Linked DNA regions of Homo sapiens: region 2 is linked to region 1. The links are chromatin loops, found by intact Hi-C in ENCODE. Cell type or tissue: gastrocnemius medialis. All regions are shown on one strand. Region 1 overlaps LINC02456 (long intergenic non-protein coding RNA 2456). Region 2 overlaps IGF1 (insulin like growth factor 1).

Evidence for each region. A loop is a pair of places that touch in the nucleus more often than their neighbours do. Peaks named below come from ENCODE experiments on the same cell type or tissue, not always from the same donor. Only the 100,000 strongest peaks of a DNase experiment are listed, where the experiment ranks them.
Region 2: a loop joins it to region 1, with 2.8 times the contacts of the local background. A loop is called at or near these places in 1 of 110 quality-filtered maps.

What each region holds. Positions count from the first base shown.
Region 1 is chr12:102,347,986-102,350,485 of GRCh38, reverse strand. It overlaps LINC02456 (long intergenic non-protein coding RNA 2456), which reads right to left. Exons shown (of 13, transcript XR_007063427.1): 6 at 1,554-1,603. Among named protein-coding and RNA genes, the nearest start is that of LINC02456, 70 kb to the right of the region's middle. In gastrocnemius medialis, no CTCF peak of the experiment used is centred here; a DNase peak (open chromatin) is centred at 1,195; H3K27ac peaks cover 1,944 bases.
Region 2 is chr12:102,404,857-102,407,356 of GRCh38, reverse strand. All of the region lies in intron 3 of IGF1 (insulin like growth factor 1), which reads left to right. The region is part of intron 7 of LINC02456 (long intergenic non-protein coding RNA 2456); the gene reads right to left. Among named protein-coding and RNA genes, the nearest start is that of IGF1, 74 kb to the left of the region's middle. In gastrocnemius medialis, no CTCF peak of the experiment used is centred here; a DNase peak (open chromatin) is centred at 1,226; H3K27ac peaks cover 485 bases.

The DNA.
Region 1 (2,500 bases):
CATTAAATGAATTCACAGCATTATCTTACCAAATCCCTGTAATTATTTTAAGTATGTGGCATAATCTGTGCACAGCCAGTGATTAAGCCATGCCACAATTAAAACAATACCATGAAATAATTACAAAAGAGCTAGACAGACTGTGCTATCTCTCTGCTTGGTGTCCAAATGTTACACAGAAGAATGTAATTCTACTCTGCAGAGACCATTAAAATCTTCCAACGTATTTTTAAATCCCTGGCTGTCTGAGGGTGAGTGAGGTCAGGGAAGGCTGGGTGACAACAAAGAGTGGGGAAGAATCTTGAATGAAGCTTGGGCTATTTAGATAAGCCTTTCATCACAAGAGAGAAAATAACTAAAAATAATTCTTGAGAAAATACATTTTTTTCTCTTTATAAAAATGGATTTCTGTCTAATCAGAAATCCAGATAGCTTGGCTGGACTACAGGACCTATCTAGAAGACAGAAAGACCTGGCTAATATTTCTCCATTTAGACTGAAGCTACAATTATTCTCCTAGTCAGAGCAGATGAAGGAAAGGAGAAAAAATCCAAAGGCTAATGTTAAATTCATTATTTTACACAGTTATCCACACAAGCCCAATGGCATGAATAAACAGTTTATGTGTATGCATCTCTATGTTAACAATACTTTTGCAGGTTGCTTTCATTGATACTATCATTGTTTTTATTTCCAACTAATGACAAGAGAGGCAGCCCATAAATACAGGTTAAACCACAAAGGAAGGTATCTGGCACAAAAAATTTGCCCCAGATCAGTGGAAAACAGCTATGAAATAAGTAATTCCAACTGATTCTTTTATTTGAGTCCAAGGCTACCTGGACAAAACCATACAAATGGAATCATCTTGTGGCATTATATGAGGGAATGAGAGAATTTGATTTGGTGGAAAGTGTCAGGGCTTACCTTAGTTCAGCTGGTCCTAAACCAGTAGCATTTGCATTGCTTGGGGACTTCCTAGGAATGCAACTTCTGGAATCTGAACTTAAACCTACTGACTCAGGAACTCTGGGGGTGGGGGCCCAGAAATAATGTGTCTTAGGAAGCCTTCCAGGTGATTCTGATGCCCACTCAAGCTGGAGAGCCATAGCCTTTGAGTCTCTTCACTCTTTCATAGAGAATTATAAGGATCCAAACATGCCATCACCTGGGTGTTCCAGGCTTCTCCTTTGGCTCTAATCCCAGCCTTCTCATATGCTAGGCGTGTGAGTAGAAACAGAAATAAACTGCCAGCTAAACTCCTCTCTACCCCTGAGGGGAAGGTTATAGGTAGACCCATCTGCAAAACCAAATCAGAGAAGCTAGAATGTCGTGTATTTTCTCTGGATAGAGTGATGCTATTAAGAATAAAGTAATTTAGGGTAGCATTATACATTGGATCTTAGATCTAAAGAGTAAGAGATCTTGAGTTCTTTGATTCCTAGTTAAATATTCTTCAGTACCTGACACTATATTTTGACTGTATTGGCATTCTGTAAATTTTGGTGTAAGTAAATAAAGTACAAATTACCCTACTTATGGGAGACACTTACTTTCAGTTCTGTTTTCTCTCTACTGTCTTCACCTGGCCATGTATATCATCCTGAAAAAAAAAAAGAAGAAGAAGGAATGGCCATTTCCCAGGTTCCCCAACTTAAAAGTCAGACCTTACTGGAAAGGCATGAACGTTATTCATTCATACTTCTGTTCATTCAACCAATGCTAACTGTGCATCTGTCACATGTCAGGCACTGGGTTAAAAACTGGAGAAACAAATTCAGGTATGGCATTGCCATACACCTGGGAGCACACAGTGTGCTATAAGGGAACACGCATAAGTAATTAAGGACAATAAGGTCTTCTAGTTGCTATGATCATAGGGAGCACAGGATATGGCATGCATACAAGATGGTATGTTTGAGTCTACTTCTAAGAGTCTGGAGGGGTGTCTGGTAGCCTTGTGCCTGAATATACTCCATAGATATTTCTATGCCAGCTTGGACTAAACCAACTCTGTAAGGATTCAGAGCTTGTTATGTGACCTGAGATTCATAATGACCAGAATTTGTCAGTTTGGAATCAGTCAAGGACAGGAGGATTTGAAAAAAATTTTTCCTTAGACAGAGTCATCTGAACATTTTCACCACATACTACTTTTTTGGGACTGTCTACCGAATCTGTGTGTCAGCTCACTTGTGCCTCCTTGACAACTGAAGTCAAGGCCGAATGCTTGGCAAAAATAGTTCAAGCAGCATGCCACCCACTCCCCTCTCTGCTGCCACAGTGATTCTAGACTCTGTGCAAAACCACCCTAAGCAACTAGGGACCATAACTAAGGAAATTGATTTCCTTAAAAAGCAAATGGAAGGGAGTTGCCAAAAGAGTTTCTAGGAGGATATGCATGGAATTTGGGATTTTTGATTTGTGTTTCTACAAACCCTGGGCAAGCTGCCCTACTAAAATTACCATTAAGTTGAATTTATGACCAAGTAATGGTGCA
Region 2 (2,500 bases), 57 kb before region 1:
ATTATTTTAGCCCTTTGTCTATCAGTTTGTTCCTCTGTGACCTCAAGCACATTACTAAATGTTAGCGAGCTTCAGCTTGTACGTGGGACTGACAGGAATAACACCGCATCACCTCATGTGGTGATTGTAAGGATTCAGTGATATTATTTTGTAAACTGTAAAGCCTTTGCAAATGTTAAGCAAGATTATTATTATTGCCGTTGTTATTAGTCCTCAGTGATCTTTTTTTTTTTTTTTTTTTTTTTTTTTTTTTTTTTTTTTTGGAGACAGAGTTTTACTCTGTCGCCAAGGCTGGAATGCAGTGGCACAATCTCAGCTCACTGCAACCTCCGCCTCCTGGGTTCAAGCAATTTTCCTGCCTCAGCCTCCTGAGTAGCTGAAACTACAGGCACACGCCACCACACCAGGCTAATTTTTTGTATTTTTAGTAGAGACGGGGTTTCACCATGTTGGCCAGGCTGGTCTCCAGCTCCTGACCTCAAGTGATCTGCCCACCTCGGCCTCCCAAAGTGCTGGGATTACAGGTGTGAGCCACCACACCTGGCACAGTAATCTTAATTGAAAAGTCTGTGGATAGCTTTCCAAAGGAAAGCTTGGAGCTTGGATAAGAACCAAGAGATAATGGGAGAAGGTGAATGGCCTCTTCAGGGCCTTTTCTAGCACCCTAAATATGCGTGTCTGTCCATAATGGGTAATCATATATATCACAAATCAAACCCTCCACAAACTTATTTCCTAATGTGTTTGTTAACCTTTCCTTCTAAAGGGTAAACTTCTTTAACCAACCCCAGTGAGCTGGAGGATCAATGTTTTCTTAATAGTCTTACCTTCGTTGGTGTCAATAGGAAACAGTATTTACTCACTACTGTTTTCCTTTTAAAAATCTGTCTAGTTGCATACTAGAAACAGTTTCAGCTGGTTTGTTTGTATTGGACAAGCTGCTGAAGTGAAAAGTTTTTGCTTGACTGAATGTGAGACAGTTTCATAACTCTTCAAGAAGTGCACCAAAGGTGGGTGCCAGCTCTGATGACGGCTGCTTCTAACATGCCTCCACTTGCCGCCCATTGTCAAGGGTGGCTGGCGTAATTAAGTTAAGACAATGAGCAAAGCAACAGATGCAACTGAGACCTAGTCCCTGAGTGCTTTTGTTTTGTCACTGTCATTGTCTGCAACAAAGAAGTCACATGTGACAGCCTGGGAAGAGAGCCAAATGCAAACCAGACGATATCCCAGCTGGTTTGAATGGCCTCCACCGTGCACGTGTGTGCATGGGAATCATGCTACTTGGTACAGCATCTGCTTCACTCAAGTGAGTTTCAGCCCATGGCTTTGCTGTGATGCTGAGACAGACCCAGAAGAAACAGACCAGGGAATCCCTCCGCTCAGACTTTACACTTTATACCTTGTGCTTTGAGAGAAAAGAAAAAGAATCTCTCTATTGGAGACAAAAAATAGGATGTATGTGGTTGGTCAATCTAACCTCAATTCTTTTTGCTATAGCCCCCCGCTAATTTAAAGAGTGAAGCATAGATGGTATCTTAATGTTTTCTTGTAGAAATTTGGGATTAATTTGGCTTGAGAGGAAGAATGGAGATTAAACGCTTTATGAGGCTTTCTTTTAATTTGTTCCCATTTCATTCCTGAATATTTTCTTAGTTTGGGCATTGCAGATGTTTAAAGAACTTCTTATTTTGAGCTGGTATGCCTCTTAAACAGAAAAACAAAAGGTAAAATTCAAATTAGTGTGTTTCTCCGCCTGTTAATTAATTTGGTTAGTAGTTAGGCAGAGAGATGGCATCCTTAATAATATCTATTTTGCGGGTTTGATCAGCTACAGACCATCAACAGTGTTGATTGAGAATTGAACAAAAACATTTCAAGGAGTTTGGGAACATTAGGGATGCTATTCTGTGGCCCCATGTGTCCTTCTCTCATTTTTCTAGAGAACTCCTATAAGAAAGCAGAACACGGCCAGGCATGATGGCTCATGCCTGTAATCCCAGCACTTCAGGAGGCTGAGGCAGGCAGATCACCTGAGGTCAGGAGTTCAAGACCAGCCTGGCCAACATGGTGAAACCCTATCTCTATTAAAAATACAAAAAATTAGCTGGGCATGATGGCGCGTGCCTGTAATCCCAGCTACTTGGGAGGCTGAGGCAGGAGAATCACTTGAACTGGGAGGCAAAGGTTGCAGTGAGCCTAGATCACACCACTGCACTCCAGCCTGGGTGACAGAGTGAGACTCCAACTCAAAAAAAAGAAAGAAAGAAAGAAAGAAAGCAGAACCCAATGGAAGATTAAGAACACACATTTAGCTTACGCCTGTAATACCAGCACTTTGGGAGGCCAAGGCGGGTGGATCACAAGGTCAGAAGTTCGAGACCAACCTGGCCAATATGGTGAAACCCCATCTCTACTAAAAAGTACAAAAATTAGCCATGCATGGTGGCAGGCGTCTGTAATCCCAGCTACTACAGAGGCTGAGGCAGGAGAATCACTT